2 separate regions of the Homo sapiens genome follow, and region 2 is linked to region 1. The links are chromatin contacts, found by Hi-C in ENCODE. All regions are on one chromosome and are shown on one strand. The core of a region is the stretch at or near the end of the contact, and the rest is flanking DNA. Distances in the headings are between cores, read along the strand shown.

The links. A loop is a pair of places that touch in the nucleus more often than their neighbours do. Pooled maps may share reads with other maps.
Region 2: a loop to region 1 is called in a map with no recorded cell type, with 6 times the contacts of the local background. The contact joins two enhancer-like sites. A Hi-C loop is called at or near these places in 2 of 37 single-sample maps with no recorded cell type and 3 of 50 pooled maps.

The regions. Positions count from the first base shown.
Region 1 is chr1:41,724,452-41,731,330 of GRCh38, forward strand. All of the region lies in intron 1 of HIVEP3 (HIVEP zinc finger 3), which reads right to left. Among named protein-coding and RNA genes, the nearest start is that of HIVEP3, 190 kb to the right of the region's middle. RefSeq lists an enhancer at 3,906-3,975. Within about 2 kb of position 3,005, at least 17 of the 41 ENCODE cell types and tissues checked have a DNase peak (open chromatin) inside an H3K27ac peak, as active enhancers do.
Region 2 is chr1:42,254,292-42,260,797 of GRCh38, forward strand. All of the region lies in intron 4 of FOXJ3 (forkhead box J3), which reads right to left. Among named protein-coding and RNA genes, the nearest start is that of FOXJ3, 78 kb to the right of the region's middle. RefSeq lists a silencer at 5,153-5,202. Within about 2 kb of position 5,245, at least 6 of the 41 ENCODE cell types and tissues checked have a DNase peak (open chromatin) inside an H3K27ac peak, as active enhancers do.

The DNA of each region.
Region 1 (6,879 bases), core at 1,755-4,254:
AACGTCCACCACAGAAGGCCATTCTCCAGATGAGAAAACCAAGGATCAGAGAACAAAGACTTGGCTTGGATTACATATGCAGGAGGTTCCTGCACATCTGGCCACACCTACCCTTTCTGGCTCTTTGGGACATATGATGGAGACTGGAGGCTTCCAACTCTGAGCTGATGCACGGGTAATGGACAGGGGCAGCTCCACGTCAGTGAGACGTGATGCATTAAGATGCTGATACCATGGAAAAAACTGGGAGGTGTGAGCCCCTCCCCAGCCATCACACACAGGCCAAACATCTGGTCTGCACTAAGGGCACCTGCCAAATCTCGCCTGAGGCCATGAACTCCAGCCCAGGTGAGACGGTTCTGTTCCTTTGCAAGGGTGGCCCCTAGGCCTGGACAAGGCTGAGGTGAGAGTCCGGCTGGGGCTCAGCAGAAGCCTGTGAATGACTCCGGTTGTGCTCTCACACCAAGACAAAGAATAGCACTGGCATCTCCCACCTGAAGTTTCACAATGGTCTACTTAGCCTTTCTCACCCACAATCCCACACCAACTCAGGGAAGAAAGACCAGCTGTTTGTTTTCCTACTTGGCAGAGGAGGAAACTGAGGTTCAGAGTGGTCAAGTGACCTGCCCAGAGTCATACAGCAAGTGAATGAGAAAGGCAGAATTGAAACCCAAGACTCAACACTTTTTACCATCTTTGAATGAAACAGCTGACCCTAAGCAGGATGGGCACATAAGAGGCACCTCTCATGCTGTGAATGGCATCCCTGAATCAAGAACGCTTCGGGACATGCAGACATGCAGCTGGGCCCCTAACTGGTTGCCACTTATCAGCCGATGTCTCCTCACTCCTGCCACAAGCCTCTCCCAGTCACAGGGACAAGGGAATGATGGTTCCTTACAAGGAATAGCTGTCAAGAGGCAAGAGAACAGACATCTCTTTTTCCTGAATTATGTTAGAGCCCAGGAGGGATGTTCAATCTTCAAGGGCATGTGCGGACCTACCTAATGCAACAGCAATGGAATAACTAAGAATTCCCAGGACTTCCCACCTCCCAAAGCCCAAACTATTGTCTGTGCTGATGGTAACTGCTCGCTCCAAGATGAATGGGCAGAAGCTGGGATGAAAGGCCCAGACACATAGGACTGATAAAGCAAACAGGTTCAGTGTCCAGCATCCGTATGGAAACTCCATAAGAGGCAAGGGCCAACAGTCCTCTGTCCCTTCCTCCAGTGACCCCCAAAAGACAGGCAGGCACTATCAGATCTCCAGGATAGGCTCAACAATACTGGAAAACAGGTGTATTGTCCCCATTTTGCAGATGAGGACATAGTGGCTCAGAGAGATGAGTTGACCAGTCCCAGGGTCATTTTAAGACCCAAGCTGCATTACTTTTGGAAGCCTCCCCGACATTCTATAAAATTTATCCCTTGCTGAATGTAATATTTTGCTGGAAAACAACTATACATTTAAAAGATAATTTTGTTTTTGAAGTGATTTTCAGTGAGTAACCTGTAGTATGAATGATATGCTCTGATTTCTCAGCAGTCATTGTCTGCAATCAGGAACCTTGGCAAGGTGAGGCATGCTAACCCCCAAAAGGAGGGCTGTTTCTATAAAAACTAAATCATACAATTCATTATGCTTGAGTATATTAACTAAATATTAATTTTGATGAGCAGTTTTCATATTTTGAAACCAAACCTTTTTCTTTTCATGTCTCAAGCATTTTCATGAGCCCTCGAGAAGCCACATGGGCCCATGGTGTCTCCCGGGTAAATCAAACCCGGGATGGACCTGAGATTTGAACACAGGTCTACTTCCAAAACCAGGGCTCCTTCCTCAATGTCTGGCTGCCTCCAAGAGTCAAGGCACCATCTCTAAGTTGTAACAGGGAAACTACCAAATAGAACCAGCAGGCAAGCAGGCATGAAGGGGGCTGGAAGTGAGGCCCTTTGAGAAGCTGTTACAGATTTTGTAGATGTTTGATCATAAACAGCCATGGCAGTGGGTGACGTTTACACACCCGCTCATGTTAAGTCCCACAGTTACCTCCTTTTGAGCGTGGAGGGGTTAGGAAACTCCCAGTGTCACATAGATAGCAAGTGGCCTCACCACGATTTGAACTGGGGGAGTTGTGCTCTGGAGTCCAAAATCTTAACTGCTCTGGGATACTGGGACACTGGAGCAGAAGGATTTGGGGCAAGTCTGGAGAGGCCCAAGTGCAATACTGAGACATCTAGAACAATAGGAGAGAGGAGATCAGTTCTTTTGGGGAAGGTCAAAGATAGAGGACAGGTGTGGAGGCTGGCAGGTCTCAGCTGACTAGAGAGAAGAACTTTCTTAAAAAAGGCAGAGCTGTCGAACAATGGAGGGCTGCCCTACCCTGAGTGTTGAGTGCCTGGTGGCTGGCAGTCTGCAGGGAAAATGATGCCTCTGTGCTGGGCATGGGGGCAGGGGCTCTTGCTGTGGTAGAGGGCTGTACATATGGACTCCAGAGGGCGTAAGTGATAATCCTCTCTTCCTTTCTCAGAACCACCTTTCTACAGGCTTTGGTGTCTCAGCGCGGGAGGCACAGATGGCGAGGTCTGCCTTTGGCCAGGTGTGGGCGCCCAGTGTTGGGGGAGAAGACTGCAGGCACAGAAGACTGAACTCACAGGCAGGTCCGGAGATGCAGAGCTGGTGTTCACTGGGTTTTTCTATGTGCTAGTTACTGGAGCTTCACGTGTGTCATCTCCTTCTCTCCTCACACTCTCTGAGGGTGGACTTCCTCCCATCTCATAGATGAGAAAGAGCCTGGGGCCCAGAGAGGCTAAGCAGGGAACCTGGGGCTGCTTGGGATCCTAGGGCGATCTGACAGCCACCTCAGCTTCCCCACCACGAGGGATGAAGCCGGGAGGCAGCCCCTTCCTGTGCCTGACCCCTACCAGCTGGGAAATGTGGCCCAGGCAGGCAAGGCCTCTGGGGATCCCAAAGTGGCAGCAGGCAGTGGGAGCTGAGCAGAGAGGAGTAGGGGTGGGCTGGGGGGACACTGCCAGACGGAAATGAAAGTGGCCTTGAGAAAAAGGAACGAGGGAAGAAAAGCAGAAACTAAAACAAGTGACAAAGAAAACGAGAGTGTCCAGAGGAAGTGGCTGAGGGGCGCGGCGCCGCCGGAGGAATCCCCCGCAGACCGGTGTTTCCTCTCTTCTCAGAGGCCTCGGGGTGGAGGACTAGCTGACCAACTGCTCCGTCACTTTGGGCCAGAGGCAGCCCGGGTGACTTTGGCAAGCATGGCCTCATCCCGCCAGCCTAGGAAGGAGCACCAGACACAGAGCCCCAAGCCCTGGGCTGGAGTCGTAGTCAGCTACTTCCTGCTGGGTCATTCTGGGACATTTATTAGACCTCTCTAGTACCCAGTTTCCTATCTATAAAATGGGTATAACCATCCTGAGCCCACCACACTGCTGGAAGGATCTCCTGAGCAAATGCCCTCATCCAGGGCCTGACGGGTGCATGTTGGGGTAGGTGGGCTGTGCACACAGCGGCAGGGTGCACCTTCAGGATACCTGGGGAACAGACAGGGAGAGTATCCACCATCTTATTGTTGAACAAGAATGCATCAACGCTTGCTGGTCCTTAATCACCCTAGGCTTTGTCAGGCCTGGGAACAAAGGGCTGAATAAGGGCCAGTCTATTCCCAATTACAGACTCTGCATGCAACTCCAGTTCCTTATCCCAGCTCTCCTACTTGGTAGCTGTGCAACCTTGAGCAAGTGACTTGACCTCTCTGAGTATCTTTCTTCACCCATAAAGCTAGAACAATAAGCATATCTGTCTTCTAGGTTGCAAGGAATAAATGAGACCACACTCAATCCAAAGCCAGGCACAAATTCCTCAGCCCCAGCCCAGGGAGTGCCCAGCCTAGAGGGGAGCTGGAGTCCAAGGACATGAGCAGGCTGTAATGATAGACGGCACCCAGGCCTGGGGCACTCAGTGCTGGGCAGGGGATGCGGGGCTGGTTCTGCCAAGGCGACAGAGCAGGGGGAGTAAGGGGGGGTGAAATGTAATCCCAAGGGGACAGCATGAGCAAATGTGCAGGGGAGGGGCCAAAGGCGATATGCTTGGGATCTGCAGAGGGTGGATGAGGCCAGACTTGTTCTCAATCTACAGCCCCACTGACAGTTCTCAGACTGGCCCTGGAAGTGATACGGGCATGCCACTGGGGATGCTACAGTCAGCTCTTAATGCAGGGCTGGCTTCTAGGGTCAGCTTCTACAGCCAGACTTGCCTAGGCTGCAGTTTGTCTCCAGACAGACACGGGAATTCCCCCAAGGGGTGGGCATGGTTCTTGTGAACTGCTGTGGCCTGGGACTGGGCTTAGAGTACAGGCAGCTGCTGCGGTGAAGGTGTCAGAAGGCACAGGCTAGGGTCCCAGAGAGGTTTAGGAGGGGGTTTCTCTGCTGGGTGTTTGCTCAGTGCTGGATGGTGGGTGCTGAGGGCCTCATTTGCATAGGGAGAGCAGCTGCTGTCCCAGCCACACTGCTGCCCACAATCTCCACGTGGCTGCAATCTCGCTCTCAGTCACCATCTCCCACATGGACTAGGGGTTACCCAGGCTGCCTTGGCCACGTGCTTCCCCCAACACACAGCCATCCAGGAACAACCAGAAATCAGACTACTGTCTCCGCCACCCTCAGGGGTTCCATTCAGGGAGTCCACCTCCCAAGGTGGCTGTGGGAATAAAACGAGATCCTGGGGGAAGCAGAGAGCCCAGTGCACAGGGGTGATCAGTAACCGGCAGCCCCTTTCCCTGCCTTTCCCTCTACTTCCAACATTATGTTGTGAAGAACAGGGCAGACCTGGGCCCATGCTATCTCTCACCCTGGCTCTGTGACTTGAGGCAACTCACTCCAACTCTGTAAATCAACTGCTCATCTGCAAAACTGGCAAGAAACTGAGAAGGCACTGGTTCTCAGATTGGCAAAGCTCATCGTCACTGCCTCACTCCCTCAACTCTATGTCCAGGGACCACGGGTTTCCCAGGGTTCCCAAACTTGCTGTTGGCAAAGGGCCTGATATCCGTCACTGACCTTTTTATTCTGAATGGGTCCCCGTTGACTTTAAAGCTGGAATATTCTTAGAGGAATTCTAAACTCCTCCTTTCCAACTCCCTACTCATTTTACAGAAGGAGAAAGTGAAGAGAAGAGAGGGAGAAGGGCCCTGACCGAGGCCACCAGCTTGTAAGTAGCAGCCCTAGGCTTGGGACCAGGGCCTCCTGAAGGTGACAGTCCTTTCAGCCATGTGTCCTTGTTCCTCTAGTTACCTCCAATTAACTCTAGGTAACCCAGCCCAGTCTTTGATTCTGTGTTGAAAGGTGCGAGGTGCTGGAGCCGGGAAGAGGTGCGTTCTTGCTCTCGACAGGAAGTGTCATGTGAGTTTCCGGTTCCCTCTCCTCCACTACCACTCTGGATCCTCACACCAGCCCACAGAGGGAGACAGGAAGGGAGGCACAAAGGCAGGGCAGGGAATACTGTGCCTGTTTTCCAGATGAAGACACGAAGGCCAAGAGAGGGAAAGTGAGTCGGCCAAGGTCCTCCAGCTAGTCGGGGTTGAGCGTGTTTAACCTTAGGAAACGTGACTGCAGAGCAAGGGGCTTTCATCTTCCTGTGGGAATTCGCCCCCTTTCTCACAGGGGCCCTCAAGAGACTAGGCAGGCTCCTCCTGCAAAGGATTCCTCTTTGTCCATTTGAGAGGCCTCACCCCAGGCTCTAGGAGCTGACATGATTCAGCTCAAGGAAGACTCAGTATGAAGGGAGAACCAGGAACCTGGGCCTCTGCCCCTCACCTGTGGCCTTGAACAGGTCACTTCTCCCCTCAAGCCTTGGTGTCCTCCCCTGTAGAGCTGAGGGGGTGAGGAGTAGATGAGCTGATCCTTCAGTTTGCTGCCCTCTTTGACCCGGAAGTGCTGGGCCTGCACAACCCTGCATCCCTGGCACCAGTGCTCCTAGCCCCACCCTGCTCCAGATGCCCAGTGCCTGAAGAGCCAGCTCCCCATCAGCACTCAGTCCTGGGGCAGAGCCAGGCCTGGCAATGCTGGGGGAGACCCTGGAGGGGAACATCATGGGCCACCAGGGGCACGCTGCAAATGCAGCAACTAATGCACCAGGGGCGCCAGGGTGCAATCTATCTAAGCAGTTCTCTCACGCTCTTTGCACGTTAATAATGCATGGGCAGCCGGTGTGGGGGCCATCACAGGCCCAACGTCAGGTGGCATTAGGAGGCCTCTAATGGTCCTGATTATCCGGTGAAGGCTCCCAGTGGGATGTGGGCAGCATGGGCAGGAAGCCAGGATTCCGGGCACTTAGACCCCACAGGTGGGAGGCTGGGGGGTGGGGCAAGAGGACAGCTTCCATAGGCCAGGGTCCTATTCAGGGGATCTAATGGGACTAGCTGAGGCTTCCTGTGGGGGGTGAATTTGTTTGTGAAGAGGAGCAAGGACGCAACTCCCACAGCCAGATCACAAAGAAAGTGGGAAGTCAGAAACCCAGGGCTGAGTGAAACCTCTTAAAATCTCTCCTCTGTGGCGTCTCTGACCAGTGGCTCTGCAGCAAGTGCCTCTAGGGACAAGGAACTCACTACCTCCTAGAGTGACACATGCCCATTCTTTGAACAAGTGTGACTGCCGGGAAAAAGGTGTACTGCGTACAGCTGTCAAGAATGCAAATGCCACTGAGTGTTGGGGGCATGGGTAAGTTGGATAAAGGGGCTGATTTGAGAGACAGAGGTGCTGGGTTCTAATACTGAGGATTCTCCTTGTCCTCAGGCAGCTCCGGAGCCATCAACCTGGCCAGTCTTCACAGCCTACCCCAGTGGCAGACCCCCTGAATCCACCCCAG
Region 2 (6,506 bases), core at 3,995-6,494, 530 kb after region 1:
AATCATTAAAAAGTCAGGAAACAACAGGTGCTGGAGAGGATGTGGAGAAATAGGAACACTTTTACACTATTGGTGGGACTGTAAACTAGTTCAACCATTGTGGAAGTCAGTGTGGCGATTCCTCAGGGATCTAGAACTAGAAATACCATTTGACCCAGCCATCCCATTACTGGGTATATACCCAAAGGACTATAAATCATGCTGCTATAAAGACACATGCACACGTATGTTTATTGCAGCACTATTCACAATAGCAAAGACTTGGAACCAACCCAAATGTCCAACAATGATAGACTGGATTAAGAAAATGTGGCACATATACACCATGGAATACTATGCAGCCATAAAAATGATGAGTTCACGTCCTTTGTAGGGACATGGATGAAATTGGAAATCATCATTCTCAGTAAACTATCGCAAGGACAAAAAACCAAACACCGCATGTTCTCACTCATAGATGGGAATTGAGCAATGAGAGCACATGGACACAGGAAGGGGAACATCACACTCTGGGGACTGTTGTGGGGTGGGGGGAGGGGGGAGGGATAGCATTAGGAGATATACCTAATGCTAAATGACGAGTTAATGGGTGCAGCACACCAGCATGGCACATGTACACATATGTAACTAACCTGCACATTGTGCACATGTACCCTAAAACTTAAAGTATAATAATAATTTTAAAAAAAGAAAAGAAAAAAAAAAGGATACCAGATGGAAACTTAGATTTCTAGGAAAGAACATCAGAAAAGGTAAATAACTAAGAAAATATTTCCTCCAATGTAATTTCCTTAAAAGGCAACTAACTATTTAAAGCAAGTAACACAAATCCTAAGACGGGATTTACGGTATAAGTAGAAGCACAAGATATGACAATAGCACAAAGAAAGGAATGTAGATAAACGAAATTATACTGTTGTAACGTTAATACATTTTTAAATGGATGGCAAGAGGTAGAGTAGGCGGTATAAAGTGTAAGGTATGAAGTGGAGGGTAGTATAATATTACCTCCAAATAGACTCTGATAAGTTGGTGATACATATTGTTAAGCTCTAGAATGACTACTAAAAAACTAAAAGAGGACACTAAGAAGTCAACAGACGAAATAAAATAGAATCCTATAAACTATCTGATTAACCCCAAAGGTTGCAGAAATAAAGCAACGTTAAGAACAAAAGAAAAACAAACAGCAACAATACCAATAATCATATTAAATACAAAGACTAAGTGGTCTAAATAGAAGGTGGAGATCATCAGACAATTTTAAAAGCAAGAGCCAATGGCCACATGTTGTTTACCAGAGAAACGCTTTAAACACAAAGATGTTTACAATCTAAAAGCAAAATACTGGAAAAAGATACACCATGATGTTGCATAAGAAAGCTGGAATGGCTAAATTAGTATCAGACAAAGTAGGCTTCAGGACAAAGAGCATTTTAAGAAATTAAGTGCCGGATGTGGTGGCTCATGCCTGTAATCCCAGCACTTTGGGAGGCCGAGGCAGGCAGATCACAAGGTCAGGAGTTCAAGACCAGCCTGGCCAATATAGTGAAACCCCGTCTCTACTAAAAAATGCAAAAATTAGCCAGGCATGGTGGCACATGCCTGTAGTCCCAGCTACTCGGGAGGCTGAGGCAGAAGAATCGCTTGAACCTGGGAGGTGGAGGCCGCAGTGAGCCGAGATCGCATCACTGCATTCCAGCCTGAGCAACAGAGCGAGACTTCGTCTCAAAAAAAAGAAATTAAGAAGAACATTTCATAAAGATAAAAGAACAATTTACCCTGAAGAATAAACACACTATACATAAATAGCAATTTGCAATGGGCCTAAATGCAACATCTAAAATTATAAAACTTAAAAAGAAAATCTTCATGACCGTACTTGATTTCCTGATGGCATACACAAGTCACTTACCATTAAATTAAAAATTGATAAATTAGACCTCACCAAAATTCAAATTTTCTACTTTTTAAAACACTACTGTGAAAGCAAAAAGGCAAACCATAGTCTAAAAAAACATTTAAACAACAGAAATCTAAGGAAAGACTTGTATCCAGAATATATTTTTTAAAACGCTTACAACTCAGTAATAATGACAACCAATTTTTTCTAAGTCAAAAGAATTTTAAAAGAACTTTCAGAGGAGAAGATACACAAATGCCCAGGAAGCACATGAAAAGATGCTCAATATCAACAGCCATCAGGAAAATTCAAATCAAAACCATGATGAAATACCACTTCACACCTTCACACCCAGTAGAATGGCTACAGTTAAAAAGACAGGTAATAACCAACTGTTGGCCATGGGAAGCAAAACTGCAACTCTCAGGTATTGCTGTTGGGAATGTAAAATAGCACAACCACTTTGGGAAAGGGTTTGGCAGTTTCTTATAAAGTTAACCTTCCATCTGCCCTCTGACCCAGTAATTCTATCCTTCAGGAAAAATGAAAGCATGTCCACAGAAAACTTGTTTAAGAATTTACTAGTAATTCTTTATTAATAGCGTAAAACTGAAAACACCTGAAGTGTTTGTCAACAAATAAATGTATAAACAAATTGTCATAGATTCATATGATGGAATACCACTTAACAATAAGAAACAAACAAGTGATATATGTAGCAGCATTATAGACATTATGCTGAGTGAAAGACACAAATGAGTATATATTGAATGATTCCATTTACATGTAGTTCTATTATGTGAACTTACGGAAAAAAATCTACTATGCACTCAAGGATCACTATCTAAAACCGGGGCTTGACCACAGGCTTATTTTGAGGATCAAGATAATGCATGTAAAATGGCTCTAAATTCTTTAAAGCAATATACAGATGCAGATATTAATTTATATCAACAATTCTAGTACAACACAGTAATGTCCTTTCTGACGGAAAAGACTGCAGTGGCTTACCCTGTAAAATCCCAAAGAAAGATCACAAGAATTCTACAACTTTGACCACATTTTCCAAAAATCAATCAAGATACCCTAAAACAGAAGTTAATTCCAGAAGGAAGGAAAGTGGAACCCAACTGAAAACCAGGTGTCACTGTTAAGTAGAAGAGAGCAAACAAATACCAGCAATTCATAAACTTCAGAAAAAAATCAAGGTAATCAAGATATAGAAAATCCATCAGAAATGGCTGTGCACAGCGGCTCACACCTGTAATCTCAGCACTTTGGGAGGCCAACGCGGGTGGATAATTTGAGGTCAGGAGTTCGAGACCAGCCTGGCCAACATGGTGAAATCCCATCTCTACTGAAAAAGAAAAAAATACAAAATACAAAATACAAAAATTAGCCAGGCGTGGTGGCACACGCTTGTAATCCCGCCTACAGGGGAGGGTGAGGCAGGAGAATCATTTGAGCCTGGGAGGCAGAGGTGCAGTGAAACAAGATCATGCCACTGCACTCCAGCCTGGGTGATGGAGTGAGACTCTGTCTCAAAAAAAAAAAAAGAAAGAAAAGAAAATGCATCAGAAATGAAGATGTGTCAAAGATCAACAATAAACTTAAATGTTGTTATTCCCATCATTAAAAAGTATTTATTACTTCAAATAAAGTGCATTTTAACTATTCCAAAACTTTATTTCTAGCTAAAATTTTATGTCAACACAAAGTACCCTGCATATTTATCTTAGGTTGAAAATAGCCTAACAAAAAAGCCATTACCTGATTAAGTACAAATAAACCAAAAATGCTAATATTAATTTCAGACTCCTGGGGAGAGCAGTCCCTGTCATAAATAGCTAAACATTCCAAATGGTGAAATCTATTACTATTGCCAAGTATATGCCCGTTGGTAAAGGGAATCATCATAGACAATTCTCTGCTCTTCCTTAGCTTTCAATGCATATTCATCTCAGGAGCTGGATTCCTCTTGTCCCTGACTTCTTTGGCTTTATACCATGCCTTCATCTTTTATTTTTTTAACCTCTCCCAGTTTATTTTGGCAATCCAACTTCAAAAGATTTGTTTGCCTTGTTTTCTCCCAACTTCTTAGGATGCTGTTCCTGGTAACTGCTCAGGCACAGCATTTGCATGCACCACAGATCTAGAGCAACCATACTTGGAGTTTCAATCCTGCTTTATAACTGTTCCCCAAACATAGTTAAGAATAGCACCACTTTCATTCTCAGAAGTTTCTAGCTTGGACAATAGGTTAAATAGCTACTGAGACCACAACACACAGTAAGTACTCAAAGGCAGTCTGCTTGTCTGGCTAGTTGACCGAATGAACATGTGGATAACAACTATTCCAATGCCTGCTTAGGTCCTTGAAATACCCTTTTTGAACAAATACAAGTTTTTATTACTTTTAAATACATTGATCATCAAATTAAGCCTAGAGTGTTAAGAAATTTACTCTTAATGGATTAAAATATGTAATTGGCATATTGACTGTGGTATAGTAAACAATTCCCCTAAATGTTAAAGATACTTAAAAAGTACATCCTATTAAGGGATTAACAGACATATCTTGCTTTTAAATCATAGTGCCAATCAATCCTTTTAGAAACTTTAAGTTAGAGATAAAGTTTTACTATATCATAACGAATTCCCAAGAAACAGATGGCTCACCTACATAATCCACTCACAAGGCAGCTTAACTTGACTATTATGTTACTACTTGAGTGTTATAGCTCAATATCTGTCAAGTCTAAGCCGAAAAGAAAGTAACTTGATGGTCAAATGATCATACAACTAACAAAAACATGTCTTTCAAATAGTGATTAAACTCTGATAAATCCGTGTGATGGAATATATGCAATGAAATGAAACAAAACTGCTGATATGCACAACGACATGGATAGCTCTCAAATACATTATACTAAAGCAAAAAAGCCAGACTCAGAAGGCCATGTACTATATGAGTCCCATTTATATGGCATTTTGGAAAAGGCAAAATTATAGGGACACAAACAGATCAGTAGTTGCAAAGGCCTGGGGATGAGGGAAAGGGCTGACTACCAAGTGACAATCTGGAATACTGTTCTCTATTTTGATTACAGTGATGGTTACGCTGTGTTTGTTGAAACTAATAGAATTACACACCAAAGAGTAAATTTCACCATATATAATTTTTTTTAAATTTCTAGGTATAATGTTATTTTTTTAAAGTAGTTTAGATCTGGAAAAGAAAAAAGAGGCCAACAACAACAAAATGTTCTCTTCCAACTTTAAAAAGAGAACAGAGAACACTGTATGTCTCAACAAAAGGCAGCTGCAACCACACTGCTCAAACAGTATTAACGTCAGGGCTCTAGGCCAAAACTTCTTTCAGCTTCTGCAGTGTTATCTCCCTGAATCAGACTCTCACTTCTATCTAACTCAATCTTTCTAATCTTCTGAATACCTTAGCTTTCTAACCTTGGTTTGTCTAATGGAATGCCTCACATTCATAATTCACCTCTGTCTCGACAATCACTCAATGGCACTAATCCATTTCTTCACTCTTGGATCTCACGTTAGTACTTATATTAATTCCCTTAATTCCTGATTCTACCCAGCTTTGCTCTGACTCGTCCCTCAGCTAAACTTGATCATATCCTCTTCCAGCCTTCAACTCGAGTTCTTATCTACCATGAGTTAAAATGACAAATGCTAGCAACCTCATCTATTCAAGTGCTTCAGAAGTGACAAACTCTAAAGTCTCCCTTGGGAAGCTGTATCAGTGTTTTTTCACTTCAATAAATATGACATTCTTATTTCGGTCCAACCAAACTCTTGCTTATCCTTCAGTCCTACTTCCTGTTTAGTTTGTACAGAAACACAGATAAACAGTCATCATCTTCTTTACAAAAATCATGCATTTACTTAAGACTAGCATTAAAATTATACTCTTATCTTCCTTCTTTAAGGTAATACCTACGACTCCTACAACACTGTTCATCATTTAATGTTATATTTTATGTTCCCTCAAACCTCTCCAGTTTTTCTACATATTTTTTAAAGAAAATGACCAAAATGGGATACCAGAGATTAACAAGCAATTTACAAATAAATATAACATAATACTAATATAGCCCCCCCAAAAAGAATACCCTTTGAAAAGAAAGATCAGTCAACTATGTTATGGTCCCTTATACTAAGCTACAGAATAGGAATAGAAAAAAATTCATAATTTGTGAGACGTGGTGGCTCACACCTCTAATCTCAACACTTTGGGAAGCCAAGGCAGGATGATCACTTGAGGCCAGGAGTTCAAGACCAGTCCAGGCAACATAGTGAGAACTCCATCTCCACAAAAAATTTCAAAAACTTAGCCAGGCATGGTGGCATGTGCTGTCATCCTGGCTACTCTGGAGAATCACCTGAGCCCAGTAGGCTATGAGAGCACCACTGCACTGGGCAAAAGGGCAAGATCCTGTCTCAAAAGAAATTTTTAAAGAAAAAAAAATCACAATCCTGTAAGTTTCAAAAGTTAGTCTCTTAGCAGTGAATTTGTTATTTCCTCACAAACCAGGAGAACCCAATCTCTATGGTCACTGAGGCTTTACAACTT